Linked DNA regions of Homo sapiens: region 2 is linked to region 1. Evidence: read pairs that join two places in POLR2A ChIA-PET (ENCODE). Cell type or tissue: K562. All regions are shown on one strand. Each heading gives the region's core, and the rest is flanking DNA. Links, peaks and the distances in the headings are about the cores only.

What was found. ChIA-PET counts read pairs that join two places held together with the same protein. Peaks named below come from ENCODE experiments on the same cell type or tissue, not always from the same donor. Only the 100,000 strongest peaks of a DNase experiment are listed, where the experiment ranks them.
Region 2: POLR2A ChIA-PET joins it to region 1 with 7 read pairs; 2 of 35 experiments call an interaction of 5 or more read pairs at or near these places.

What each region holds. Positions count from the first base shown.
Region 1 is chr1:160,938,092-160,951,775 of GRCh38, forward strand. It overlaps ITLN2 (intelectin 2), which reads right to left. Exons shown (of 8, transcript NM_080878.3): 4 at 12,952-13,199; 5 at 12,462-12,620; 6 at 11,955-12,075; 7 at 9,838-9,941; 8 at 6,934-7,201. The coding sequence ends at 7,049. It overlaps LOC101928372 (a long non-coding RNA gene), which reads left to right. Exons shown (of 6, transcript NR_110695.1): 4 at 6,767-6,867; 5 at 6,975-7,108; 6 at 10,560-11,831. Among named protein-coding and RNA genes, the nearest start is that of ITLN2, 9.9 kb to the right of the region's middle. In K562, for the core only: a CTCF peak has its summit at 4,982 (motif pointing right); a DNase peak (open chromatin) is centred at 7,120; H3K27me3 peaks cover 955 bases.
Region 2 is chr1:160,562,892-160,580,091 of GRCh38, forward strand. CD84 (CD84 molecule) reads right to left here and starts at 16,605. Exons shown (of 7, transcript NM_003874.4): 1 at 16,501-16,605; 2 at 2,513-2,854. The coding sequence starts at 16,546. CD84-AS1 (CD84 antisense RNA 1) reads left to right here. Exons shown (of 2, transcript NR_188634.1): 2 at 8,048-8,242. RefSeq lists an enhancer at 12,975-13,024. In K562, for the core only: no CTCF peak of the experiment used is centred there; no DNase peak of the experiment used is centred there.

The sequences.
Region 1 (13,684 bases), core at 4,679-8,678:
TATTGAGATAATCATGTGGTTTTTGTCTTTGGTTCTGTTTTTGTGATGGATTTCGTTTATTGATTCATGCATGTTGAACCAGCCTTGCATCCCAGGGATAATGCCAACTTAATCTTGATGGATAAGGTTTTTGATGTGCTGCTGGATTGGGTTTGCCAGTATTTTAGTGAGGATTTTTGCATCAATGTTCATCAGGGATATTGGTCTAAAATTCTGTTTTTTTGTTGTGTCTCTGTCAGGCTTTGGTATCAGGATGATGCTGGCCTCATAAAATGAGTTAGGGAGGATTCCCTGCTTTTCATTTATTGGAATAGTTTCAGAAGGAATGGTACCAGCTCCTCTTTGTACCTCTGGTAGAATTCAGCTGTGAATTTGCCTGGTCCTGGACTTTTTTTGGTTGGTAGGCTATTAATTATTGTCTCAGTTTCAGAGCCTGTTATTGGTCTATTCAGAGATTCAACTTCTTCCTGGTTTAGTCTTGGGAGGGTGTATGTGTCCAGGAATGTATCCATTTCTTCTAGATTTTCTAGTTTATTTGCATAGAGGTGTTTATAGTATTCTCTGATGGTAGTTTGTATTTCTGTGGGATCAGTGGTGATATCGCCTTTATCATGTTTTATTGCATCTATTTGGTTCTTCTCTCTTTTCTTCTTTATTAGTCTTGCTAGTGGTCTATCAATTTTGTTGATCTTTTCAAAAAACCAGCTCCTGGATTCATTGATGTTTTCAAGGGTTTTTGGTGTCTCCATCTACTTCAGTTCTGCTCTGAGCTTAGTTATTTCTTGCCTTCTGCTAGCTTTTGAATTTGTTTGCTCTTGCTTCTCTAGTTCTTTTAATTGTGATGTTAGGGTGTCAATTTTAGATCTTTCCTGCTTTCTTTTGTGGGCATTTAGTGCTATACATTTCCCTCCACACACTGCCTTTAAATGTGTCCCAGAGATTCTGGTATGTTGTGTCTTTGTTCTCATTGGTTTCAAAGAACATCTTTATTTCTGCCTTCGTTGTGTACCCAGTAGTCTTTCAGGAGCAGGTTATTCAGTTTCCATGTAGTTGTGCAGTTTTCAGTGAGTTTCTTAGTCCTGAGTTCTAATTTGATTGCACTGTGGTCTGAGAGACAGTTTGTTATGATTTCTGTTCTTTTACATTTGCTGAGGAGTGCTTTACTTCCAACTATGTGGTCAATTTTGGAATAAGTGCAATGTGGAACTGAGAAGAATGTATATTCTGTTGATTTGAGGTGGAGAGTTCTGTAGATGTCTATTAAGTCAGCTTGGTGCAGAGCTGACTTCAAGTCCCAGATATCCTTGTTAACCTTCTGTCTCGTTGATCTGTCTAATATTGACAGTGGGGTGTTAAAGTCTCCCATTATTATTGTGTGGGAGTCTAAGTCTCTTTGTAGGTCTCTGAGGACTTGCTCTGTGAATTTGGGTGCTCCTGTATTGGGTGCATGTATATTTAGGATAGTTAGCTCTTCTTGTTGAATTGATCCCTTTACCTTTATGTAATGGCCTTCTTTGTCTCTTTTGATCTTTGTTGGTTTAAAGTCTGTTTTATCAGAGACTAGGATAGCAACCCCTGCTTTTTTTTGCTTGGTAGATCTTCCTCCATCCCTTTATTTTGAGCCTATGTGCATCTCTGCATGTGAGATGGGTCTCCTGAATACAGCACACTGATGGGTCTTGACTCTTTATCCAATTTGCCAGTCTGTGTCTTTTAATTGGAGCATTTAGCCCATTTAAATTTAAGGTTAATATTGTTAATATTTACATTTAAGTTTAATTATGTGTGAATTTGATCCTGTCATTATGATGTTAGTTGGTTATTTTGCTTGTTAGTTGATGCAGTTTCTTCCTAGCATCGCTGGTCTTTACAATTTGGCATGTTTTTGCAGTGCCTGGTACCGGTTGTTCCTGTCCATGTTTAGTGCTTCCTTCAGGAACTCTTGTAAGGCAGGCCTGGTGGTGACAAAATCTCTCAGCATTTGCTTGTCTGTAAAGGATTTTATTTCTCCTTCACTTATGAAGCTTAGTTTGGCTGGATATGAAATTCTGGGTTGAAAATTCTTTTCTTTAAGAATGTTGAATATTGGCCCCCACTCTCTTCTGGCTTATAGAGTTTCTTCTGAGAGATATGCTGTTAGTCTGATGAGCTTCCCTTTGTGGGTAACCTGACCTCTCTCTCTGGCTGCCCTTAATATTTTTTCCTTCATTTCAACTTTGGTGAATTTGACAATTATGTGTCAGATTCACCAAGATACTACTCTTCTCGAGGAGTATCTTTGTGGTGTTCTCTATGTTTCCTGAATTTGAATGTTGGCCTGCCTTGCTAGGTTGGGGAAGTTCTCCTGGATAATATCCTGAAGCATGTTTTCCAACTTGGTTCCATTCTCCCCATCACTTTCAGATACACCAATCAAACGTAGATTTGGTCTTTTCACATAGTCCCATATTTCTCGGAGGTGTTGTTCATTTCTTTTTACTCTTTTTTCTCTAAACTTCTCTTCTCAGTTCATTTCATTAATTTGATCTTCAATCACTGATACCCTTTCTTCTGCTTGATTGAATTGGCTACTGAAGCTTGTACTGAAACTTGTACATGCGTCACATAGTTCTCGTGCCATGGTTTTCAGCTCCATCGGGTGATTTAAGGTCTTCTCTACACTGTTGATTCTAGTTTGCCATTCGCCTAATCCTTTTTCAAGGTTTTTAGCTTCCTTGCGATATGTTTGAACATCCTCCTTTAGCTCAGAGAAGTTTGTTATTATGACCTTCTGAAGCCTACTTCTGTCAACTTGTCAAAATCATTCTACATCCAGCTTTGTTCCATTGCTGGCGAGGAACTGCAATCCTTTGGAGGAGAACAGGCTGTCTGGTTTTTAGAATTTTCAGCTTTTCTGCTCTGATTTCTCCCCATCTTTGTGGTTTTATCTACCTTTGGTCTTTGATGATGGTGAAGTACAGATAGGGTTTTGGCATGGATGTCCTTTTTGTTGATGTTGATGCTATTCCTTTCTGTTTGTTAGTTTTCCTCCTAACAGTCAAGTCCCTCAGCTGCAGGTCTGTTGGAGTTTGCTGGAGGTCCACTCTAGACCTGTTTGCCTGGGTATCGCCAGCAGAGGCTGCAGAATAGCAAATATCGCAGAACAGCAAACATTGCTGCCTGATCCTTCCTCTGGAAGCTTCGTCTCAGAGGGGCACCCAGCTGTATGAGGTGTCAGTTGGCCCCTACTGGGAGATGTCTCCCAGTTAGACTACATAGGGGTCAGGGACCCACTTGAGGGGGCAGTCTGTCCATTCTCAGAGCTCAAACACTGTGCTGGGAGAACCACTGCTCTCTTCAGAGCTGTCAGACAGGGATGTTTAAGTCTGCAGAAGTTTCTGCTGCCTTTTGTTCAGTTATGCCCTGCCCCTAGAGGTGGAGTCTACAGAGGCAGGCAGGCCTCCTTGAGCTGCGGTGGGCTCCACCCAGTTCAAGCTTCCAGGCCACTTTGTTTACCTACTCAAGCCTCAGCAATGGCAGACGTCCCCTCCCCCAGCCAGGCTGCCACCTCGCAGCTCAATCTTGTACTGCTGTGCTAGCAGTGAGCAAGGCTCTGTGGGCGTGAGACCCACTGAGCCAGGTGCAGGATATAATCTCCTGGTGTGCCATTTGCTAAGACCATTGGAAAAGCACAGTATTTGGGTGACAGTGTCCTGATTTTCCAGCTACAGTCTGTCACAGCTTCCCTTGGCTAGGAAAGGGAAATCCCCCAACCCCTTGTGCTTTCCAGGTGAGGTGATGCCCCACCCTGCTTCAGCTCACCCTCCGTGGGCTGCACCCACTGTCCAACCAGTCCCAATGTGATGAACCAGGTACCTCAGTTGGAAATGCAGAAATCATCCGTCTTCTGCATTGATCACGTTGGGAACTGCAGACCAGAGCTGTTCCTATTTGGCCATCTTGGAACCCTTCCCAATATTTAGTATTTTAAATATTTAGTTTCTTGTTAGCTGGTCTTCAGTTGACTTGGTTCTCTATCCAGTTACAGCCATGGTGCATGTTGCATGCAGTCGTCTATACATTATTTAAACGGGCTTAAATATTAAATGTGTTACCCACCAATAATAAAATAGACCCTTATGAAAACTATAAAAACAAAACACACAAAAAAAGCCATTGGGTACATTTGTTCAAATCTTTTTTTTTTTCGAGATGGAATTTCACTATTTGTTGCCCTGGCTGGAGTGCAGTGGCACAATCTCAGCTCACTGCAACCTCCGCCTCTCAGGTTCAAGCAATTCTCCTGTCTCAGCCTCCCCAGTAGCTGGAATTACAGGCACCTGCCATCACACCCAGCTAATTTTTAATATTTTTAGTAGAGATGGGGTTTCACCAGTTGGCCAGGCTGGTCTCGAACTCCTGACCTCAGGTGATCCGCTCCCCTTGGCCTCCCAAAGTACTGGGATTACAGGCGTGAGCCACCATGCCTGGCCTTAAATCTCTTTTTTTAAATGCTCTTGGGCTTGGCACGGTGGCTCAGCCCTGTAATCCCAGCACTTTGGGAGGCTGAGGCAGGCAAATCACGAGGTCAGGAGATCAAGACCATCCTGGCTAACACAGTGAAACCCTGTCTCTACCAAAAATACAAAAAATTAGCCGGGCATGGTCGTGGGTGCCTGTAGTCCCAGCTACTTGGGAGGCTGAGGCAGGGGAATGGCATGAACCTGGGAGGCAGAGGTTGCAGTGAGCCAAGATCTTGCCACTGTACTCCAGCCTGAGCGACAGAGCAAGACTCCATCTCAAAAAAAAAAAAAAAAAGTTCTTTATTGCCTTCAGCTGTCAGGGCTTCATGACTTCCATTCTATAGAATTTAAACAAAATCCTCTGTTTCTCAATGGCAGCACAGCTGGCATTTGAGATCAGACCATTCTTTGTCATGGAGCAGGGATGTCCTGTGCAGTGTAAGGTGTTTCACAGCATCTCCAGCCTCTATTCACTAGATGTCAGTAGCGCTCCTGCCAGGCCTTCCACCACCACTCATTGCGGTGTCTCCAGACATTGCCAAATGTTCCCTAGATGTAGGGTTGCCAGGTAAAATATTGCATGGGACAAACATACTAAAAATATTATCGATTGTTTATCTGAAATGCAAATTTAAGTTGGCCTTCCATATCTTTATTTGCTAAATCTGGCAACCCTATCTGAGAGGTGAAAAACCCTATCTGAGAGGTAAAATCACCACTACATCTCCTACCTCCCATCCCATTTGAAAACCAATGCTCTAGTCCACAGGGAGCAATGGAGAAAAAGTGTGGTAATGGGTTTGGGAAATGTTATGATTAGATTTGCATTTGGAGCAAAGCACTTTTTGTTTGTTTGTTTTGTGTTGTGTTGTTTTGTTTGAGACGCAGTCTCACTCTGTTGCCCAGGCTGGAGTGCAGTGGCACGATCTCAGCTCACTGCAACCTCCGCCTCTGGGGTTCAAGTGATTCTCCTACCTCAGCCTCCCGAGTAGCTGGGATGACAGGCACCCACCACCACACCCAGCTAATTTTTGTATTTTTAGTACAGACGGGGTTTCACCATGTTGGCCAGGATGTTCTCGATCTCTTGACCTCGTGATCCACCCGCCTCGACCTCCCAAAGTGCTGGGATTACAGGCATGAGCCACCGCACCCAGCCTGGAGCAAAAAAACTATAAGACGTCCAAGCCCTCTTCACCAGCCAGGACTGCTGTAGTCAACATCCTGTTTGAGACCTGATTGGAATGCCTGGCTCTCTTTTTTTTTTTTTTTTTTTTTGAGATGTAGTCTCGCTCTGTCACCCAGGCTGGAGTGCAGTGGTGCAATCTTGGCTCACTGCAACCCCCACCTACTGGGTTCAAGCGATTCTCCTGCCTCAGCCTCCTGAGTACCTGGGACTACAGGTGCACACCACCACACCTGGCTAATTTTTGTATTTGTAGTAGAGATGGAGTTTCACCATATTGGCTAGTCTGGTCTCAAACTCCTGACCTTGTGATTCGCCTGCCTCGGCCTCCCAAAGTGCTGGGATTACAGGTGTGAGCCACCACACCTGGCCATCTCTCCTTTTTAGTAAGCAACTAGAGTTGGGATTCCAGATGTGGCCAGGCACATGCACCTCTGGAGAGACTACCCTGTCTGCTAAAGCTGGAAGAATAAAAGAAATGGGTGATTGTGCTATCTCCTGTTTCTCTTCTTTAATATGTTTATATTGAAGGCTTAATTTAATTAGCTAATAAAGGTGCATTAGGAAGAACTAACATGAAATATTTTCTCTTGTCCTTAAATCCAGTTCAGGGATCTCCTAAAAACAGGAACATACTTGTGTTCTGGGACAGATGAGACTTGAAATTCCAAACCCAGAATGTCTTTGTCTTTATTTTTCTTTTCTTTTCTTTTTTTTTTTTTTTTTTTGGGTAAAGTTTTGCTCTGTCACCCAGGGTGGAGTACAATGGCGAGATCTTGGCTCACTGCAACCTCTGCCTCCCTGGCTCAAGCCAACCTTCCACCTCAGCCTCCTGAGGAGCTGGGACTACAGGCACGCATTACTTCCTAGCTAATTTTTGTACTTCTTGTAAAGATGAAGTTTTGCCATGTTGCCCAAGCTGGTCTCAAACTCCTGACCTCAGGCAATCCACCTGCCTCGGCCTCCCAAAGTGCTGGGATTACAGGCATGAGCCACCATCCCTGGCCCAGAATGTCTTTTTATTTTTCAATTTTTTTATATCTTTTTGCTAATCTTCTCTGTATTGTTCCAATTTTAGTATATGTGTTGCTGAAGTGAACATTTATTTTTATTCAATGGGTTCTTCCTAGCCACTGTGCAAGCCCAGAATATGTGAGGTGGAATTCACCAGAACCATAGGTATTCTTTTAAAATATCCCTCAACACATCAGCCAATTTATAAAAAGAATTCAAAGAAACATAGAGTTGCAAATTGATGTGATTTAGTCTCCTCTCCTCCTTGTTAGAATTCCAGTTTTTCCGTCTCCAAATAGCCGGGGTTGGAAGATGGGTTCTCGCCCTGACACCGCAGAGCTCTGTCTCATCTATAGAACAAGAGTACAGCCGCCTCCGTTATCTCCCGACTGCAGCTGCTCTTAACGTGAGTTCCATATCCATCCCAGTCAAAGGCGGAGAAGTCCCCACACTGACGGGGTTTGCCCTGTGGGAAGAACCCTCCTCCACCGATGCAGTGCTGGGAAACAGAAAGAAGAAACACTGTGAGGAATTTGATTTGCTGCTGACACCAGTGAGCGCAAGGCTGGTCTCGAACTCCAGACCTCAAGTTATCCGCCTGCCTCGGCCTCCCAAAGTGCTAGGATTACAGGTGTGAGCTACCACACCTGGCCCTATGCATGTATTTTAAAGTAGTAATGCATGCAGGAACATACACAAACACGCACTAATGGACAGTCTGAGGAGCACAGAGCCAGTAGAGAAACTTGTCAAGGAAAAGGGCATAAAGACATATACTCTAGTCCACCCCCACTGCCCACGTGGTCGTCATCCTCCGAATTCTAATCTGCGAGTCCCTCCATGAGAGAATAGCTGCCTCATCTTAGCTGGAAAATGAAAAAGCTGAAAGCTGGGGCAGGGAAGATGGAACCGTGAGTTCAGACTGTCAGTTGGGGAGGGAAGGGGGCCCTAAGTGAATGCCCTTGTTCTTGATGGCTCTGACGCTCTCTTCCTCCAACCCCTAGGCACAGGATGTCCCTCAAATACAATCTCCCACCACTACAACTGTGGTGCTGTCTCCTACAAGACTGGAAAAACAATAAAAATATAAAGCTTCTAAAAGTTAAGATTAATATTGGAGAATATTTTCACGACCTCGGTGTAAGGAGGTACATCTTAAAGAAAACATTAAAAGTACTAACCATAAATGAAAAGTTTGATAAACTGAATTCCATTAAAATAAATTATACTCAGCCGGGCACGGTGACTCATGCCTGTAATCCCAGCACTTTGGGATGCCAAAGTGGGCAGATTGCCTGAGGTCAGGAGTTTGAGAACATGGAGAAACCCATCTCTACTAAACCCATCTCTACTAAAAATACAAAAAAATTAGCCGGGTGTGGCAGTGCATTCCTGTAATCCCAGCTACTCAGGAGGCTGAGGCAGGAGAAACACTTGAACCCGGGAGGCAGAGGTTGCAGTGAGCAGAGATCCTGCCATTGCACTCTAGCCCAGGCAACAAGAGTGAAACTCCCTCTCAAAAAATAAATAAATAAATACATAAGATTTAAAAGACAAATAAATTATACTCAACTTCTGGCATCTACTACTCCAAACTTTGTACCACTTAATTTTTATTAAAAATATGGACTCTTCAGGCTGGGCGTGGTGGCTCACGCCAGTAATCCCAGCACTTTGGGAGGCCGAGACGGGCGGATCACGAGGTCAGGAGATCAAGACCATCCTGGCTAACATAGTGAAACCCCGTCTCTACTAAAAATACAAAAAAAATTAGTGGGGCGTGGTGGTGGGCCCCTGTAGTCCCAGCAACTCGGGAGGCTGAGGCAGGAGAATGGCATGAACCCGGGAGGTGGAGCTTGCAGTAAGCTGAGATCGCGCCACTGCACTCCAGCCTTGGTGACAGAGCGAGACTCTGTCTCAAAGAAAAAAAAAAAGAAAGAAAAGGACTCTTCAAAGAAAAAAAAAGAAATAAAAAATAAATTATATTCATAAGACATCATCAGGAGAGTAATGAGAGTAAACAGAATGAGAGTAAGCGAGTAACCACAGAGACACACATTGATACACCCCACACAGGTACACACATGTGCATACCCATGCACACACATGGTGAAGGGGGCCAGCCCCTCCACATCTGTGGGTATTTCTCGTCAGGTGGGATGAGAGACTGAGAAAAGAAATAAGACACAGAGACAAAGTATAGAGAAAGAACAGTGGGACCAGGGGACCAGCACTCAGTATACGGAGGACCTGCTCCGGTGCCAGCCTCTGAGTTCCCTCAGTATTTATTGATCATTATTTTTACTATCTTAGTGAGGGGAGTGTAGCAGGGCAACAGGTAAGGAGAAGGTCAGCAGGGAAACATGTGAGCAAAGGAATCTGTATCATGAATAAGTTCAAGGAAAGGTACTGTGCCCGGATGTGCACATAGGCTAGATTTATGTTTCTCTTTACCCAAACATCTCAGTGTAGCAAAGAGTATCAGAGCAGTATTGCTGCCAGCATATCTCGCCTCCAGCCACAGGGCGGTTTTCTCCTATCTCAGAATAGAATGAATGGGAGTGGTCAGCTTTACACCCAGACATTCCATTCCCAGGGATGAGCAGGAGACAGAAGCCTTCCTCTTACCTCAACTGCAAAGAAGCCTTCCTCTTTCACTACTCCTCCTCAGCACAGACCCTTTACGGGTGTCAGGCTGGGGGATGGTAAGGTCTTTCCTCTCCCATGAGGCCATATCTCAGGCTGTCTCAGTGGGGGAAAACCTTGGACAATACCCAGGCTTTCTTGGGCAGAGGTCCCTGCGGCTTTCCGCAGTGCATTGTGTCCCTGGTTTATCAAGAATGGAGAATGGCGATGACTTTTACCAAGCATACTGCCTGCAAACATATTGTTAACAAGGCACATCCTGCACAGCCCTAAATCCATTAAACTTTGATTCATTACAGCACATGTTTCTGTGAGCACAGAGTTGGGGCTAAAGTTACAGGTTAACAGCATCTCAAAGCAGAAACAATTTTTCTTAGTACAGATTAAAATGGAGTTTCTTATGTCTTCCTTTTCTACATAGACACAGTAACAATCTGATCTCTCTTTCTTTTCCCCACACGTGGGCCATTGATCTCCCCAAAAACTCACATGCTCAGTGTTACAGCCAGTAACTTTTATCCCAGCACAAAGGGCGTTGGCTGCTCTCTCGTTATTAAACACCCGGAACTGAACGAATCCTGCAACAAATTCCCCTGAAAAAGAAGAGGTGAAGAAACAGCCAAGTAGTCAAAGGATGAACTAGAAGCAGCATCCCATTGGCCAGTCCAGGGATTCCCTAAGCCAAAAGCTGAGGCTACAGCCAAACACCCCAGGCTGTAGGGGTGCAGCCCAGTACCTTTATGGCCAGTGGCTGGTGCACGTCAGTCCTAAACTTGTCCCCAAGGAAACCTCTGTTCATAGGGGGCAAGAGGACAAAGGCTGGGACTCACAAAAGGACCCAGGTCTGCTTACAGCTTACAGGAGAAACTAGACTCTACAAAAAGATTACCAAAAAGATCTGAGAAGGCCCAGCAGGAATAAGCAATGATCAGATGTGGCTGCCTATTGCTGTTTACACACTTCTCATCCAATTACCATGGGTTAGTTTCCCTGACCATCACCTGCTTTCATCAAAATATCAAAGGCAAACAGTGATGTCTTTGATTTTTTTATCCACAACTTAACTTCTGTGCTCTTATTATACTGAAAACTGTCTTTTGTAAGATAATTAAAGTTATCCTTCATAACAAAAGTAAATCTCTCTCACCACTCTGCTAGTGGTTCTTTCCTGTGAACCTCAGTGTGCACTTTTTTTTTTTTTTTTTTGACAGGGTTTCGCTCTTGTTGCCCAGGCTGGAGTGCAGTGGTGTGAACTCAGCTCACCGCAACCTCCGCCTCCCAGGTTCAAGCGATTCTCCTGCCTCAGCCTCCCGAGGAGCTGGGATTACAGGCATGCGCCATCATGCCCAGCTAATGTTTTGTATGCACCTTTTCTTAACTATTATTGAAGGGGTGGCCTGCCCCTCCACACCTGTGGGTGTTCCTCGTTGGGTGGAACGAGAGACTGAGAAAAGAAAGAGACACAGCGACAAAGTATAGAGAAAGAAAAGTGGGCCCAGGGGACTGGCGCTCAGCATAAGGAGGACCCGCACCAGCACCAGTCTCTGAGTTCCCTCAGTATTTATTGATCATTATCTCTACCATCTCAGAGAGGGGGACGTGGCAGGACAATAGGGTAATAGTGGGGAGAGGGTCAGCAGGAAAACATGTGAACAAATGTCTGTGTCATAAACAAGGTTAAGAAAAGGTGCTGTGCTTTTGACGTGCACATACATAAACATCTCGGTGCATTAAAAAGCAGTATTGCCGCCAGCATGTCTCACCTCCAGCCCTAAGGTGGTTTTCTCCTATCTCAGTAAATAGAACATACAATCGGGTTTTACACCAAAACATTCCATTGCCCAGGGATAAGCAGAAGACAGATGCCTTCCTCTTATCTCAACTGCAAAGAGGCCTTCCTCTTTTACTAATCCTCCTCAGCACAGACCCTTTGTGGGTGTCGGGCTGGGGGACAGTCAGGTCTTTCCCTTCCCACGAGGCCATATCTCAGGCTATCACATGGGGAGAAACCTTGGACAATACCTGGCTTTCCTAGACAGAGGTCCCTGCGGCCTTCCGCAGTGTATTGTGTCCCTGGGTACTTGAGATTAGAGAGTGGTGATGACCTTTAACAAGCATGCTGCCTTCAAGCACTTGTTTAACAAAGCACATCCTGCACAGCCCTAAATCCATTAAACCGTGAGTCAACACAGCACATGTCTCTGTGAGCACAGGGTTGGGGGTAGGGTTACAGATTAACAGCATCTCAAGGCAGAAGAATTTTTCTCAGCACAGACCAAAATGGAGTCTCTTATGTCTACTTCTTTCTACATAGACACAGTAACAGTCTGATCTCTTTTTCTTTTCCCCACAATTATAAGAGTATACAAGGTGGTGATGAAGAAACCTGGGATTACGTGCTGTGAAATGGGGATAACAGCAATTCTAACTTCATAGTTTTCTCATGGTAATTAAATGACACAAAATCATGTTAAGTTCCAAGACAAGAGTCTGGTGCATTTTAAGTGCTCAGTAAATACTAGCAATTATTAATTGTTGTTATTTGCCACCATTCTCCAAGAGTACAAGAAAATATTTATGACTGGACTTAGGGAGCAAACACTCACGTTGACCATACGGTGAGTAATAAGATGCAGTCTTCTTAGCATCACCAAAGTCATAGACCACAGGTATGGCTGGGCCATTGTCATTCCAACATTTCCCTGATCTGTATTTCACTGGGTATTTCTGCAGAGACCCAGAAGAAAGGTTTTGTGAGGACAGTAGAGATGCTGCCACAGTGTGGGGGGAGGAGGGGTTTCAAATTAACTGCCATTACCCAAAACCAATCCTCATAATAGTGACTGCTTTTCCCCATAGCTGTGTCTCCCCAACAGCCCCAAACCCCTTGTCCCTGTCTCTTTCTCCCCATGCTTTCCTGTCCCACAGGCCTCTTCCTTGCTGGCTTAGAGTTTCTGAGAGGCCAGACATGAGTTCACAGTGAATCAAAGGAAGGAGAAACAGCCAACCACTCAGTAGTGATGTGGAACCACAGGACAGATCTGCCCCCTACCCTAGACACTTCGATCTCTGTTCACCAAAGAAAGTGCCCCCCAGCCAGCAGCCCTGTGTACCTGGTAGATGCCAAACAGATTATGTCCCAGTCTCTGGAGGAAGCCAGTGTTGGTGCGGTACCTCAGCAGGGCGCTGTTTCTCCAATGCTGCATGGGGGACTTGTTGGGCACATGCCAGATGCCCAGGTCCTTGGCCTGGATGTCGTAGTAGCCAGGGTTCTGGAAAGCAACAGACACTGAGCCTGACTGGGCCAGGAGGTACCAGGAGGCAGAAGGTCCACATGTGCAGCCTCAGCTGGGCTGAGAGCTCTGGGATCAGTAGGCAGATGGCCAGCCACGCTCAGACACCCCACTCCCAGCTGATGATCCCACCACCACCCAGGGCCCTAACAGCCTTGTTGAGAGGAAGTTGTGATTCAAGTCCTGTATTTCTCTCTTCTTCTCCAGCCCTTCCCCATATCCCCACCTTCCAGCCCTCCCTCCTGCAGGCTGGTGGCCAGCCACACTCCACACCTCACCCTCACCCAAGTAGGAGAGAAGTGGCACCAACCTTGTAGTCATCGCTCGTGGCCGCCTCTGCAGATCCAAAGGTGTTGTAGTTGGCCCAGTTGCCATCCCCCTCTGGGTAGTCTGCTTTGTTGCCCTGCTGACTGGACCAGCGATCACCCACCGTGCACTTCCCACGCATGTCATTCTCGTGCACGCTGGCCACCAGGGTCCAGCCGCCACCCCCAGAAGTCATGTCACAGAAGGTCTGGTAGACAACACCATTCTTGGTGCGGAGAAAATACAGGCCATCTGTAGAGAGAACCAGCCCAGAGCCTCCCTGTCTGAGAGCTCAGGGTTCATCTCAGCTCCGTGAATAGAAAAGCCCTAGGAAGTCAAAAGCACACTCAGAAGACTCCAACACATACTTGCTGGAAGACGATGCTCCATGCATCTTGTGTTCTGCTCACCTATGAGCAGAGGCACTGACTGTCTTGGCTTCACACTATCTTTTCAAAGAGTTTGTAGAGCAAATAGTCTTAGAAGAGACAGAGATGGTATCTCCCTCTCGACAGTGCCACCCTGTGGCCAGGAGAGGCCAGAAATCAGCACACGCCACATCTGATTCTACAGCAGGATAGGGCCTCTGTGCAGCTCAGAGCAAAGGTTGTGCCCACTTCATAAGATTCAGCTTCCCTAAGCTCAGAGTTCCCCTCCTGTTCACAAGCTTGCAGGAGACTGGCTCCACGGTGGCATCCTGGTGACCTTGCACATTTGCGCATAGGCCACATAGGGAC
Region 2 (17,200 bases), core at 7,626-11,625, 370 kb before region 1:
AAAAAACCACACACAGCCCCATTAAAAACTGGGCAAAAACCATGAACAGACACTTCTCAAAAGAAGACATTCATGCAGCCAACAAACATGTGAAAAAAAGCTAAACATCACTGATCATTAGAAAAATGCAAATCAAAACCACAATGAGATACCATCTCCTGCCCGTCAGAATGGCAATTATTAATAAAGTCAAGAAACAACAGATGCTGGCAAGATTGCAGGGAAAAAGAAATGCTTTTACAATGTTGGTGGGAGTGTAAATTAGTTAATTCCAACCATTGTGGAAGACAGTGTGGCCATTCCTCAGAAACCTAGAGGCAGAAATACCATTTGTTCCAGCAAACCCATTATTGGGTGTATACCCCAAAGAATATAAATCATTCTATTATAAAGATACTTGCACATGTATGTTCATTGCAGCACTATTCACAATAGCTAAGATATGGAATCAACCCAAATGCCCATCAATGATAGATTGGATAAAGAAAATGTGGTACATATATGCCATGGAATACTATGCAGCCATAAAAAGGAACAAGATCATGTCCTTTTCAGGGACATGGATGGAGTTGGAAGCCATTACCCTCAGCAAACTAATGCAGGAACAGAAAACCGAACACCACATGTTCTCACTTATAAGTGGGAGATGAATGATGAGAACACATGGAGGGGAACAACACACACTGGGACCTGTTGGAGAGGGGTTGGGGGAGAGAGAGGATCAGGAAGGTTAGCTAATGGATGTTGGTCTTAATACCTAGATGATGGAATGATCTGTGCAGCAAACCACCATGGCACACATTTACCTATGTAACAAACTTTGACATCCTGCACATGTACCCCTGAACTTAAAATAAACATTGAAGAAAAAAAAGAAAATTATTGAGATATTTTATATATTTTTTTGGTGCTAAGATTTCAAGATCTGGTATGAATTTTACACTTACAGCACATCTCAATTTGGACTCACCACATTTCAGATGCTCAAGAGCTGCATGTGTCTAGAGGCTACCATAGTGAATAGGGCAGCACTAGGTCCGTACTTTCTCAAACTTTGGCACAGGTGGGAATAATCCAGAGATAACATTAAACACAGATTCCTGGACTTCATTCATTCACAAAGGTCAGGGGGAGGACCTGAACATTCGCATTTCCAAAAAGCTCCCAGTTGATGCTGATACTGCCAGTCTACAGACCACACTTGGGGTAGCTTGCAAAACAAAGCACGCACATCTCCCAGTGAATTGTGGCAATTATAATGATGATAACAAATAGTTATAATATTTTACCTTTCAAAAGCACTTTGCATTAACTACTAGAAATTCAAATTAAAACTAAATTGAGTTATCACTGCACACCCATCAGAATGGCCAAAATGAAAAATAATAACACCAAATGCTAGTGAGGATGTAGAGAAACTGGATCACTCATACATTCCTGGTGAGAATGGAAAGTTGAAAATAGTTTATCAGTTTCTTTTAAAGCTGTAAATGCCCTTATCATAAAATTACATTCTTGAGCATTTATCCCAGAGAAATAAAAACTTATTTCATGCAGAAATGTGTACACATATATTCACAGCAGCTTTATTTGTAATAGCCCCAAACTGGAAAGAACTAAAATGTTCCTCAAGAGGTGAATGGTTAAACAACCTAGTGCATCCATACCGTGGAATACTATCTAGCAATAAAAAGGTATAAACTATTAGTACACACAAGAGTTTGGATGAATCTCAGTGACATTACGCTAAGTGAAAAATACCCAACCTCAAAAAGATACGTCCTTCATTATTCCATCTACATAACATGTGTGAAATGACATAGTTGTAGATGTGAACAAACTGGTTGTTTTTCAGGGACTGGGGAAGGGAAAGATGGAGATGTGGCTATAAAGGGAGAGTATGAGGGAATCTTGTGATGGTTAATCTTGATTATGGTAGTGGTTACACAAAACTACCCATGTGATTAAATTGTACAGAGCTACACACATACTCACACATAAATGAATGCATGCATACGTGGTGAAACCTAAATAAGCTCTATAGATTGTGCTAATGTCAATTTCCTGTTTTTGATATTGTGCTATAGTTATGCAAGGTGTTAACACAGGGTGAAGGGTACATAGAACCTCCCTGTATATTTATTTGTACCTTCTTTGCATCTATCATGATCTCAAAATGAAAAGTTTTTTTAAAGCACTTTGCATACACTATCTCATTTGATCCTCATGATAACCCTGGGAAGTGAGTAGTATGATCATTGACATTATGTAAAAAAGAAAACCAAGGCCCAGGGGACCAACTACTGATGGAAGAATTACATAGCTAAAAACAGGCAAAGTCAGGACTGAAATAAGACTACATCCTCTTATAAGTATTGATGTATCAATATGTAAGTATTTATAGATATAAAAAGATTTAGGGGACCCAATTATCAGAAATGTAGATGTGTTTCAGATAGCAAACTTGCAAAGTAAAAATAAAACACAAGCTCTCCGTCTTCCCATGACTTACGATAGATTTGCAGGTTGTAGCGCTTGGTGGTGGTGTAGGGATCAGCCTGTGTATTTATGTCTGCTTTGTAGTCTCCTGCGTCTTCCATCCTCAGATCGCTAATGACCAGATTGTAGTTCGGACCTAAGGCATGTATCCGTTCATAATAATTTCTGTGGGTCACAGTAACTACGGGTGCTGTTTCTGAGTCTCCTGGTGTTACATAAGCAACAGATGTTTTAGAAGTCCAAGCAATGATTTTAACTTGCCGTGGTTCTTGGATATTTACAGGGAAAGTGACTGACTCTCCCAGAATCCCATTCACTGTGAAGATTTCTGAGTCTTTTCCAGCTGCTTCCGGCCCTGAGAACATAAAAAGAAAACTGTAGCCATCTGACTGTTGCAGCTTTTTCACTTCCTAATCTTTTTGGCCTTGGAGCTCCCTGAGGAGCTGCCACAAATGCAGTTCACCCAGTTTCTTGAGGATGCCTTTTTTTTTTTTTGGCATTCTACTCTAGGTGTATTTAATATGTTATGACAACTAAATTTTCTAACGCATTCTCATTCAAAAACTAAGTTTCTCACTAGAGATCCATTTTGTTAAAAATATTTTTACCTAGACTTACAGACTCTGAAAGCTAGAAGGCATTTGAGAGGTGAAGGCCATAAGCCTCCACGTAGTCTAAGATATTAGGTGCACTTCTTTCCCAAGATCATATTGCCAAGTGGTGGAAGAGCTAGAACAAGAACCTGGAATATCTTGGCTGATGGACTCTTGGGTCATTGCTTTTTATTTTCCTGTGATCTCTGTAAAAAGCAAGTAACACTTTTGTCTCTTTTCTTGGAAGATAGAAGCAGAGAGTGCTTTGGAGTCTCTGGAGAAAATATTCCCTAAGTTGGTGATTTTTAGGGATATTTTTCTGTTTACTTCCATATTCCTAGTCTCTAGAAGAGTGCCTAACACAGAGAAGGGGCTTAATAAATATTTGTGGAATTAATTGATAGAATTTACTCATGAGTTTCCTAGACTCTCTTGGAACAACTTCTGAAGTAAGCAAGTTTCGTTTATTCATTCATACATTTGTGAATGGTTGCATGTATTTATTCAGGATCAGTTTTGCTCCAGATACTATGGTGGGTATTTGTTAATTTAATTTATAATGTAAGTGTTTGTTGGACATCTACTCTTTTAAACAAGATACGAGGAGCTGAGGATACAACGGCGAGAAGAAACAGATATAATTCTTGCTCTTTGAGACTTACAATCAGAGGAAGATACCAATGTTGATCAGATAACCATAGAAACAAATGGATAGGCACAAAATATGTAAGCATTATGGTGATTTGAGAGAGACCAGCAAGGGGACTTGATCTGTTCTGGGAATCGAGGGAACATTTCCTAGTGAAAACTTAAGGATGAATACTTTTAAAATGTAACATGGGAAGATGAAAAGCTTATTTTCTCCTCCCTTTTCTCTCCTCTATCACTTTTGAAGATAAACTGATTTAATATATAGTTTGTAAAATGAGAGACAATGTAACTTCAAGACATTATTTTTCTGCTCTTTCTCCTCCTCTTCTTCATTATCCTATAATTCTCAATGAGGGCTCTTTAGTGAGAAACACTGTTTGGGGCAAGCATAGATGATATCCAAAGTATTTAATAACCAATATGACGTGGGCCTTGACCAATCAGAAAGGGTGTTAGCCATAAACAAACTAGTTGAGCGGTTCTGGTGTGTACTGGTTGCATGTAGGCTCTGATGACCAGACATCAGTTTTCCACATAAGTGGGTTCAGGTTGACCCTAAAGTTTATCCAAGGCTTGGTATACGGAAGAATAAGGATCATAAAGTATACACGTCCCTTGAAAGTGGCACAAAAAAAGCGATTTCTTAACCTGATGGTGTTGTCTCACTATGGCTACCCTTGCTCTTCAGCTCAGCAACCACTGAAAGAGCCCCAGGAACAGCTGATGTAAAGCTCTTTCCTTTCTGACCAACAGAGATTTTCCCGTAGGAGCAGTATCCGGGACAAGGCCTGAGGATTTAGTTGGGGGTTGGCTAAGTACAGAAGATACAACAGGGTGGGGAGTATGTGGAGTGGGAGTAGGAAGGGGGAAATTGGGAACCCTTATCTGCAAACATTTATTAACTGCTAATTATGTGTCAGATGCTGTGTTAGGGACACAGGGATAAACAGGACATCGTTGCAGCCCTGAGGAGCTCACAGCCTAGAAAATAAGACAGATGTGGTCACAAGTGAAAGACAATACAACACGATGAGTGCTAAATGGTAAAAGCAATAGAAATAAGCCATTGGGGTAGCGGGTCAGAAAGAGGCTAATGCTGCCTTTGGTGGTAAGAGTCATAGTTTGCCAAAATTTAAGAACATTAATTCTTCCCAGATAAACTGTTTTTCTGGGCTGACGGGTTCTAGGAGAGGGGTATTTGGAGTGTCCCAGCGTGAATCCCTGGATGGTCCAGGCATGGGCATGTGATCTATGCAGTTGCACAGAACCCTGAATTCAAAAGGACCCTGAACTGGACTTAAGGCTGCGTTGCCACCTTTAAATTCTACATACTATTTAAACAAGGGGCCCTCCATTTTCGTTTTGCACTGGGCCTCGCAAATTATCTAGCCAGTCCTGGTCTCAGATCTCCCACGTCTCAAGTCTTTTTTGAAGTCAGGCCCTAGTGCTTAATTGCCACACCACTCTGTGGATTGAGATTAGGTGTGAGGAGAGAGACAGAACATAGATTCCACAGACTCGTAATTTTGCTGGGTTCTCTCACTAAACCCCAGGAAGTATGTAGGTAGATTGTTAAGGCTGAGACCTTCTTAATATTAGGGCCGTTGAGCAGCCACAGTGGTTGGTGTGTGGTGCAGTTTTAAAAGTATGTCTCATCTCCTGTAGCAAGTCATTCAGGAAGTGTTGGTGGGGTATCAAAGAGCAATCAGGCAGTGGGGGTGGTGGGTAGGCAAAGCTGGGGGAAGCTGTTATTTGTGCTGCTGGTGTTGTTGGCAAGAATACTTTGCTTGCTGGAAAAGGCAAAGGGGTTGCACATGTTTAAGATGAAGATTCTGCCACCTTCAAACACTCCAACTGTGCTCTGAGAGAAGCAGCTGCAAAACCATTGCATGCAGTGGAAAGATAGGGAGGCAGAAGGTGTAGGTGCAAGTACTTCTACTTATGAACTGGACAACCTTAACGAGGTCACAAAACCTTTCTTATTTATTTATTTATTTTTAGACAAAGTCTCACTCTCTCACTGTCACCCACGCTGGAGTGCAGTGGAGTGATCTTGGCTCACTGCAACCTCCACCTCCCGGGTTCAGGCAGTTCTCCTGCCTCAGCCACCCAAGTAGCTGGGATTACAGGTGCATGCCATCACGGCTAGCTAGTTTTTGTATTTTTAGTAGAGACGGGGTTTCACCATGTTGGCCAGGCTGATCTTGAACTCCTGACCTCAAATGCTCTGCCCGCCTCAGCCTCCCAAAATGCTGGGATTACAGGTCACAAAACCTTTCTGAACCTCAGTTTCTTCATCCATAGAATGAAAATAATAATTATGCTATTTGTCCTGTTTGGTGAGCAGCAAATGATGTAATATGAGTAGAAATGCTTTGCTGATCATCAAGGTAAAATAAATGTTAGTTATTTCTGGAGTTGATACTGATATATTAACATTCATCGTATGTTCTTTATCATCACTTCAACAATTGGTACATGCCCTTTGGGCCTGCCCTAGGCCACCCTTATGATGGCGTTGGTGATGCCGGGGCCATACTGGAGCATATATCAAAAGCCATTTTTAAGGGCTAATTCAAGTAAAGCCTGGAGGGACAGTTTCAGGTACCCTGGATAGACTTTATTCTGCTCTTAAAAGATTTTAAGATTTAAAAGAAAGAGTGTCCATATCAATCAATCCCAATATTTATTTTTCTGGGTGCTAAAGGGACTCTAACATTATGTTATCACTGGAAGTGACCTTAGTAAAATCTAATTTCAGAGATAACTTGTGGCACAAAAACATCTTGAGGACTTACCATGAAATGCACTATGCTAGTCTATGGCAAAGACAGATTCTCTGCCTTTCGGGGGGAATTTGATACCCGGTTAGGGAAATAAGATACACACACACACACACACACACACGCACGCACGCACGCACGCACACACACAATTCTCCTTTGCAATATGAGATAGTGAATAATAAATTCAAGTGAATGGTAGAAACAGTGATTACGGTAGGAATTCTAAGAAGGGAGGGATTGCTGAGCTGTAGTGGTTAGAAAAAACATCTCAAAGAAAGTAGAATTTGAGGAGGATTTTGAAGGCTGAATAGAATTCTACTTGATGGAAAGGGAAAGGAGGGGTGTCTCAAGTCCTCGGATCCTGAACAAAAGTTTAGAAGCAGAACCTGTGATGTTAATTGGATGAATATAGATTTGCATATCAGAGTGGGGAGAGGTACAGCTGGAGATACAAATTAGGTTTAGATTTGAGACAGCCTTGAGTTTGAGGTCTCCATCAGAGGCAGAGGGGAACTATTAAGGTTTTTGCGAGTGAAGATTAAAATAATGTTTTAGTCATTGTAATGTAGTAATGATGTGTGGGGAGGAAAACAGGAAGGAGAGGCTGCATCAGAGAGGCCATTTAGGGATACTGTAGTCTTCTGGGCATGAACCAGGGGACGATAATGGGAATGGAAAGGAAGGGCTGGATTTGATGATAACACAAAGAAAGGCAAGAAATAAAGAGGCATCTGCTAGAATTCAATTGTTCATCAATATATTTTGAGTTTCTACTTTATGTCATTGAAAAACTCATAAAGTTTATGATGGAAAGAAGTCAAAGGGGGAAGAAAGTTTAGTGTTAGAAATATTAAACTTCAGATGATGGTGGACCATGTAAGTAAGCTCTTGGAATGATGGAAGATAAGGAGAGAGAATGGACTTGAAGTATTATTTGGGGCACTGTGGCAGAATCTGCTAGCTGTTTTCCAATATTTGTTCCCTCCTTCATTCTTATTAATAGAATCACTAATTTTTAGCAGGGCATAGAGCCACCCAGAGTAAAGACTATATTGTCCTGCTTTCTTCTAGCTAACGTTGGTCATATGACTAAGTTCAGCCCAACAGAATAAAAATGGAAGTGTTGTATATGACTTCTGTGTCTTTAAGAAGAGTGGGAACCTGGCATGGTGGCTCACATCTGTAATCCCAACACTTTGGGAGGCCAAGGCAGGTGGATCGCTTGAGTCCAGGAGTGCGAGACCAGCCTGGGTAACATGGCAAAACCCTGTCTCTACAAAAAAGTACAAAATATACCTGGGCATGATGGTGCACACCTGTAGTCCCAGCTGCCCAGGAGGCTGAGATGAGAGGATCACCTGAGCCCAAGGGGGTCAAGGTTGCAGTAAGCCAAGACCACACCACTGCACTCCAGCCTGGGTGACAGAGTGAGACCCTGTCTCAGAAGAAAACCAATAAATAAATAAATACATAAAAAGAGGGAAATTTGCTGTTTTCATCTCTTCCTTGCTTTTGCAGGCCAGAAGGTCATGACAGCTGGATCTTAGACAGACATTCTGAGTCATGAGGAGGAAGCCAAGTTCTGAGGATGGTGGAGCAGGAAGATAGAAGTTGGAACCCCAATGACCTTGTGAACTATTCTACTGACTGTGAACTGCCAACTCCGCACTTTTTTACATGAGCAAGAAATAAACCTCTTTCTTGTTTAAGCCATTCTTATTTTAGTGTCTCTGGTACTTACTGTAACACTGAAATCCAGCGGGTTTAGAGATCATCCACAGAAATGGCGTGGGTGAAGGAGAGGAGGGTCATTCAGGAAGAGTAAGCCTGAAGTCCACGACTGAGCCCTGCGAGAGTGCTCACATTTATAGAAGAGACACCATCAAAAGAAACAGAAGAGACCAAGCAGTAAGAGTGCAAGAGAGGCACCAATAGTGGGCCATATCACAGAGAGGAGAAAGAGTCTCAAGGAGGAGATTGCCACTGATGTCTAATGATTCAGCGTTCAACGGGATAAAGACTGAAAATGGCCCTGGGTTTGCCCGTTACGAGGTTATTGATGGCCTTTGAGAATGTAGTACAAGTAAGACAACTCGATGGAAGGCCAGAGTCTAGGGGACTGACAGAGTAGGTGGTAAAGCATGGAGGAAAAACTTGACAGTGAAAGAAGGGTGATGAGATAGGACAGTAGCTAGAAGGTCAGGTGAAACTAATTTATTTTTGTTTTAAAATAGAAGAGACTGGGGGCTGGGGGGGAGGAGCTAGGGAGGGTAAGCAGAGAGAGATGTCCCCAGTGGGCCTGCTCTAGGTTAGATGCTCCTGCTCATGGCCTCTCTGGAACTCCAGGTTTCCCTCTCATAGCACTTGCCACATTGTGTGGTGGTCATCAATCTGCGTGTCTGTGTTCTGGACACTGTGAATGACTGAGTCCAGGGGCCTTGCCTTAAACCTCTGGTATGCAGAACAGCACAAGATACACAGGCTACTAATGCTTGTCATGGAACAAAAGATGGAAAGGAAAGGGCAGGCAGTGGAAGCTGTAGATTTAAGGAGGGTCACACCCTCACCTGAAGTGGAAAGGGGAAAGGAAAGGATAAGTGAAAGAGCAAAGGTATTTTGAGATGTTATTAAAGACGGTGATAGGAAGAGGCTGCTTGGTGAAGTAGAGTGAGCATAGATTTGAGCCAGGTGGGCTTGTGCTCATGTTCAATCCCTGACATTTGCTGAGGCCCTGATCTTACTTGACTACAAGATGGGCTATAATAATGCCTGCCTTATAGAATTGTTTTGAGGACACATAGAAGGTGCTTAATACACAGTGGACATTTTGGAATAGATAGGATAAAATGGAAGATAGTCATTCTTGGTGGCCTTCATCTCTTCAGTAATGTAGGAGGGGAGACTAACTGGCAACAGTGAGGAGGCAAGAGTGGGACCAGCTAGGAGGTATACAGACTAAAGGTGCAGATTTTGAATCTAGGAATATTTGAACGTAGCTGTGTTATCTTGAGAAAATTATTGAAATTCACTGTTCCTCAGGTGCCTCATCTGTAAAGTGTGGATAATTATTAAATGCAATTGCGAAGATAAAGCACTTAGCACAATGCCTGGCACATATAAATGGTAGTTGCTATTATTTTGGTGAATGTAAAAATTGGGGGGGGGAATGTTACTATAAGGAACACCATAGGGAGTCAACAAGAGATTGATGAAGGGGATCAAGTGTTTGCTAACTACCCTTGAGAGCCCAGTGAAGAAGTGGTAACCCACATTTACAACCTTTTCCAAAGAGTGTGATTTCGTGACCTTCTTATGCCAGAACACAAATGGGAAAGGTAGGAGAAAGGCCATACCTCTAGAGGAGAAGCAAAGGCAAGAAAAGGCTGAAACCCTGGGGTGCAGGCTTAGATGGAAAAACCTGTTCACTGTGACTCTTAGGTAGCTATGGCAAAGAGGGAGCCCAGGACTCAGGGAGCAGGATGACCAGTGTTGAAAGAGATCACTGAGGACTGGTTGCTCACTGGAGGTTGCCTTCCCCTCCTGGATTGGGCTGGGGCACCCTTCCCAATGCAATACACCTTTCTGTGTCTAAGATGATAACCCTGTTTCCCTGGATGATCCTAGGGATATGGATGGATTTTACAAATGTACATTTCATGGTTAGGCAGCTCAAAGCCACTGACTAGAAGAAGACAATAGGGATCGTGAGAAAAAGAAGAATATTTGAAAAAACAAAAAACAAATAGAAAAGAATCAGAAACCCATATATATAGATTGTATAAAGATTGTTGAGGTATGAGGCTTTTAACTCATGAGAGGAAAATTCTTCAAGGCTGGGCAAGCAAAACTTACTGATGTTTTGGGTGGAATCCAAAGTCAAATATGGATGACAATGGAGAGGTTATATAGACCTAAAACCCCATAATTCTCCTTAGATTCTATTAAAAATGAACACAGTGTACCCTTGGAGTCTGGGGAGCTCTCTATTCTCCTTTCATAATCTTAACCATCACTACTAGGCTCTGCCTGATCTTCCCCTACTTCCCTACTCCAACCACATCAGCTCCCTCTGTTCTGTAAACAGGCCAAGGGCACTTTGCCTTAGAGCTTTTGCACCTGTTGTTCTCCTCTTTTCCTACCACACTCTTTTCAGCAGTCCCCCACTTTGTTCAGGGTTTTCTCCCAACATCATCTCATTAGAAAGAGCTTTCCTGGTCACTGTGCCTAAAACAGCAATCCCCACCCCATCCTTCTCTCTTGCCTTGCCTTACTATCCTTCTCTTCACTGCAGTTATCACCACTAAAGCATTGCCTGTGCTTATTTATTGATTGTCTCCCAACCCATCCCCTCAATACACTGCTACTATAATGCAATTATCAAGAATGTGAGTCTTTGTCTGTTTCAATCACTACTGTTCCTCCAAGAACTAGTGGATGATTATTAAATGTTTGTTGAAAAAATGAACACCAGCCTGGGAAACACAATGAGATCCCATCTCTATGAAAAAGAAAATAAAAAAAAATTAGTCAGGCATGGTAATGCATGCCTGTAGTCTCAGCTACTTGGGAGGCTGAGACAGGAGGATCACTTGAGCCTGGGAAGTCAAGGCTGCCATGAACCACGATTGTGCTACTGCCCTCCAGCCTGGGTGACAGGGCAAGACTCTGTCTCAAAACAAAAAACAAAAACAAACAAAAAAAAACAAAGCTTTTTTTTTTTTTGCAACTGACTCAATTAATCTTTTCCAACAATAGAAAAACAAGGCAGAAAATCTCAGCAAGAGAAAGAGTGAAGGCAAGAGAGGACTCTTTACTGATCTCTGGGTCTTGATGTGAAAGGTCAAGTATTTAAACTGATTATTAACAAGAATCAGATGGCTAACTGCAATTTCTTTCTATATTCTATACTGTTTGTGAAGAAAATTTTTTAGATCCACAAAATGGGGACCCACAGCATAGTTAGTAAAAGTGTCCTGAATCAGGGATTAGGAAACATGTTTGAGTCTAGGGTCTGTTGTTGACTAGCTAAATGACCATGAATGTCACTTACTTGCTAAGTCAGAGGGTTCTAGTTGGTAAAAGAAATAAAACAGAGCTGTCCTGCCACTTTGAGGAATTATTAGGATTAAATGACATGAGGGTGCTCTCAAGTGTGTGTACTAATGGAGGAGAGTCTAGTGGTCCTAAGGAGAGCCTTGCCTTGTGGAATCACCTGTATGTCACCATGGGTTAGTCACTGAGGCCTAGCCTGCCTGGGCTAGAATCCTGGCTCTGTCAGGGACTGGCCATGAACCCCAGGGAAAGTCAGTAACCTCTCTGTGCCTCAGTTTCCTCAGCTTTAAAATGAAGGTAATATTAGCACATTGGTGAAGGTAATAGTAGCACAATATTTGACCTCATAAAAATATTATGAGGGTTAAATGAATTGATATTTGTAGACCTCTTAGAATAGTGCCTGGCATATACTAGGCACTATATATGTTTGCTATGTAAAACAAATAAACATCTTCAAAGAGACTAAAATAACACCTCAGACAACTACGAAGGGAAAAATTAGAGTTGGGGTATTGGGGAGATGTTAAAGTCAGCAAGTAGCTATTAATAAGAGTGGAAATGGGGAAGACTGCACAGTTGCTTAACAGACACCTCCACCCCCTTACTTTCTTAGGATCCTCCAGACAAACATTTCTTGTTCTTTTTTTGTGGCACTAGCTAAACTTCCTCTCCTCTTCTCCACCCACTGCCTCCTAGAGTCAAAAAGTGGGGGTGGAACATCGCTGAGTATTGTAGGTCTGGGAGAGTGACCAGAGGTAGCTTTAGCATGTGGTGCCCAAAAGAGAGTCCATTATAACTGCTCACACTGAGTGAAGGGACATAGAGGGGAAGAGGAAGCACAGGGCTGGGCAGGCAGAAATTTTGTGTCATTCTCCAAAGCGACGGAAAGTCCTTGATCATGAGGTTTTAAGAAAAAGGAACCTACTACCCCCATGCAATAGTACATTGTTTTCCCCTGGGAGTTTTACTTTATATCACCTTTATTGGGATTTAGGTTTACTTGAATCAGTTCCTTCAAAACACACACACACACACACACACACACACACAAAATCTCAAAACAGACATGAGATCATAGCCATCCGTTTTAACATTGCTGCCCTCTATTAGCGTGTACTTGAACACTGAGTATAACAAAGGAAACAAGAGTACCTAGTCAGTTCCACCTATATCAGCCCCCAGCTGATTGCTCATACCTCTTTCCAAGTTTCACATAGATGAGCCCAGTGATCTCCAAACTTACAGGTCCATCCCTTTCCTAAGGTCCAAGACAAGAAAGGTTTGATTTAGGAATACTCCAGTAGCCTGAATGGCTTGGCACCGACCATCAGGCTCCTGTTGCGAAGGTGCTCTGGCTGCCTTGTTGGCCTCCATATTGATCTCCAGGACTGCTTCAAGCACTTGGAGCTGACAAGGTAGGCCTCCGCTGCCTTCCACTGAAGGCCTGAGTTATCACAGGGGGAACAGCTTTCCACCCTCTGTTTGGAAGCTGGGTTTTTGATAAGCAGTTTTACCCATATGTAATATATTTCCATTTCTATAACTGGATTTCTGCTTTTGAGCCCTTTTCTGAATGTCTGTGGTAGTCATCTGCTTAAATCTCATTCTAATACAGAGGCCTTGTCCTTATCTTGAAGACCCCTCAATGCAAGGACTTCAGATCAGTGGCAGGTTGTTTTGTCAGCATACTTCCACAGGTATGCTTCCTGTCTCTGAGCCCCAGGATGATGGTTGGGGTCCAGTTACCCATAGTGAGCCCACTCATTTCTTAGAATTTTAGGTCTCAACTGCTGAAATGCCCATGACCATGTTTAACATCCAACAAGACATCAACATCATGCTGATATTGGACTTTTATTTGTTTAAAGAAACTAATTCAAATCACATTTGAATAATATTAAAGTGAACGGTATTTGAAATATGTCTGGAGATGGTTGTTTGCTTGGGTATTCTGCCTCACTGCCCTGCCTAAACTTCCGTTATTGGCAAGGACCTGCCAACAGCTCCTTCCTCCTCTGTGGGTGGGTATAGAGAAAGGCACAGATTCTATCCGAATAATCCTGTCTTGACAGAAATAAATAAATCATCACTCTTTACTGACATATTCCCAAACATTAATAGTAGGGAGAGTAATTTACTCCACTTCAGCATCAATGTGGGTGGAGGCAGCATGACTCAGAGGTGAAGTCTAAGGACTCTGAAGCTTAAATTCTACTTCTTTCACTTTTTGGTTAAGTGGCCTTTGACTCTCTGTGTATCAATGCTTTCATCTGTATATGTGCACATAAACCGTATCTATCTCATAGTGTATTGTAAGGATTAAACAAAATAATAACTGTAGACTACTTAGAGTAATGCTGAATATGCAGTGATTGCTCCATAAATGGTTACTTATTACTATTATTGATGGGAGATAAGACAGGGAGTTGAAGAAATAGAAATACGAATGGGGCAGAGAAAAGGAAGAATTAAGAGTATGAGACAGTATATGTAGAGGGGGTGGGCAAGGATTAAAACTGGTGGACTCCTTCATCTCCTACCCTCAGAGTGGGAGTGTCTCCCAGGGTATGTGGAGAGACAGTCAGAGTCATGGTGTTTCCAAAGTCATGATCAGAAAGTTGGCATCAGAGCATAAGACTGTGAATTTTGACTCAGAGAAAACTTTTCCAACATGGAACAGTCATAAGTTTGCACACTCAGACTTTCCTTATGTCGGTGATTTCTGAGGGGAAATGGGGATTTCTCCCTGCATCTCTCCACTGCTTCTCAGCCTCTTCAACTGCTCTGAATTCCAGGGAAATGTGTAAAGTGTAGACTCCTAAGCCCAATACTGAATGTAAGGGACTACCTCTACCAGGAACAGCAGCAGGAGGAATTCATGGTATATTTTTGTGCTCAGAAAAGGTTTGCAGAATAATCCTTAAGAGGCAAACAGATAATTCAGTAAAGGTGGACAGTATGTAAAAAGTACTCCTGGCTTCACTTTTATAAAAACAAGCTCCCATTCCCCTTTCATGGATCCTTGATGAAATGAATATCTCACTCCTAGTTTCCTTTTCCAGAACCCAGACAACCAACACCTAAGCTCAAACTCCCACCACCTTTTCTCCTGTTTATGTTCCTTGGACAATTCCCTGACAGAGGAGTCCTGCCCAGGATCTCTGTGTGGTAAAGCCATGGCTCTTCCTAATAATGAATGAAAAGCGAGTGTGAAAAATAGTAGCATTAGCTGATATCTGTTAAACACTTACTATATTCAGGTACCATGGCAAGTGTTGTACATGCATTATCATCATTTTGATTCTCAAAACAATTCTACTGTATTAATACCTCCCCATTTTGAAGCTGAAACAAGAGTCAGAGGAGGAATGTAACTTCGTCTAGGTCACAAAACTTGTAAACAATTCACTACTAGCTGATTTGACAACTTTATTTCAGTTTCAGTAGATGAAAGAAGTGTATCCTAGAGCTACCTTTTATCTTAGCAGGTATTAACCTTTTGAAGAGCATCAAAAATTTGAAAGCAATGAGTGAAGAGGTCAGGTGGAGCAGAAAGAAGAACCAATGGGATTGGGATTAACCTTGGAATTAGAAAAACCAATGTCTATTTCCAGCTCTACCAATTTAGGTAGTGAAATTTCAGGTGAATTTTTAAACCCCTAAATCTTAATTTATTATTTTTCTTGCATAATGGGATTAATAACGTCTATCTTGCTCATCTCAATGGTTTTCATATGGATGACATAAGAATGTAGGCATAAACATTGTAGAATGTTTTGCAAATTAAGTGGTATCAAATGCTACCTTGTCTGGTCTCTCTCTGGAAGATTAGGGACATCCCTAGTACCATTCCTCATCTACTTGCATTTTCTGTCTGCCATTCTAGAGCGACCAGCAGAGGCTCCAAAAATTTGGTCTGACTAGTGGTTACAATCTCCATGAAGTTCAAATTAAAGGAGCCATAGCTTGAAATGGCCAAAGAAACCAGAGAGATCACAGTGCATTGATTCTACCTTTACAGAAAATCCAAACGTACTAGGTTCCCAGGGTTCTAACTCATGCCAGAATTCTGCTAGTGCATTTTCAGAACTGGCAAGAGATACTAGAAGTAGATCTAGAAGTTCCAAACATAGTAAATTTCTGTTAGAGCAATTGTTTGTATTTAAGGAGATAACATGTACAATGACACAGCACTCCCAGATCTATGTTAATGTTACAATTTTCTTTGTACAAATAACAATCAATATTCATGTCGTTCTTTTAGTTTACTGTTATGCCATAAGTAAGAAAAATAGGGTTTTTAATTCAAGTTCTCCAACTCTTTTTTGAGACTATTTGTAAAAAATGGGATAGTAATCTCTTCCTCATTTATTTTAGAGTTTGTTGAGGATAAAAGCAGAGTAATAGCTCTGTGTTTTGAAAATAAAGGGAGTTTATAGAGATGAGGCTCAACAATGATAACGATGAGTCATCCATCACTCTAACCTGATAGAACAATCAACTATAATTAGGAAAGACATTTTTCTCTCTCAAACGCCATCACAATTGAATGCCAAGAAGAAATTGCTTGTAAGTCATTCAAGCTTTTAGAAGATCTTTCTTTTGCCAGGCTTTTTGGGTGGGTTTACCAAGTGCTGATTCCTCTGAGAAGGATTTGCCTCAGACCTTTGGAAACTGAGATCTCCAGATCTCAGAAATATAACTCAGTAATATAAACTTTAAAGCTGAACCTAAACACTTAGGTTTGAATTTTAAGTCTCTCCCCAGCCAGTTGGATCCTGTTGAGTACAGTAGATACTGAGACCCAGGGTGTTCTGCTAAACACAGATCAAAAAGACAGTTCAATGTCTTCCTTAAGGGCAATTTTTAAAACTTTATGGAAAACTAGGAGGCGATCAGCAAGGGTCAGAACTCACAGGTTTGCAGGCAAAGGAGCAAGATCCATAGGTGGTGCTGAGCCATCTCTTTCAGGGTCTAACCTTCTGTGGAAAAGCACGGCACTGTTCTAGCAGAGTCAGTTTCACTTGAGTTTTCTTCCTCCTTTTTATAACGACATTTAAGAAAGGAAGTGCATGTTAACTGATTTAGTTAACATTGGTCTTTGTATTACTGTGCTAGTTTTTTCCAATTTAAAGTGCCTAGCATTAATTATTTATTCAACACATATTTATTGTGTGCCTACTATGTGCCAGGCCCTCTTCTGGGTGCTGGCAATATACAGAGCAACAAAACAATTGATCACCCTCCTTTCATGGCATTTATACTCTTTTTTGGAGTAATCAACAACTCTATAAGCAGTTCCAATTTAATGTAGTAAGCATTGCAATAGGAAAAATACAGGGAACTATGAGAGGAATAGGGGCATCTAACTCAGGCTAAGAAAAGTTGGAGTAGGCTTCCTAAAGAAACTGACAACCAACCTGAGACAGGCTCAAAGAATGAATTACCATTATTAGGCGAATGGCGGTGGGGGATATGAAAGAGGAAAAATGTTTTGACATATGGTAGGAGCTTAAAAAAACATAGCAATTAAAATTACATAATTATAGTTATATAAAATGATCACAAGTACATGATTATGTATTATAATGTATAATCAACATGTGATATTATTTA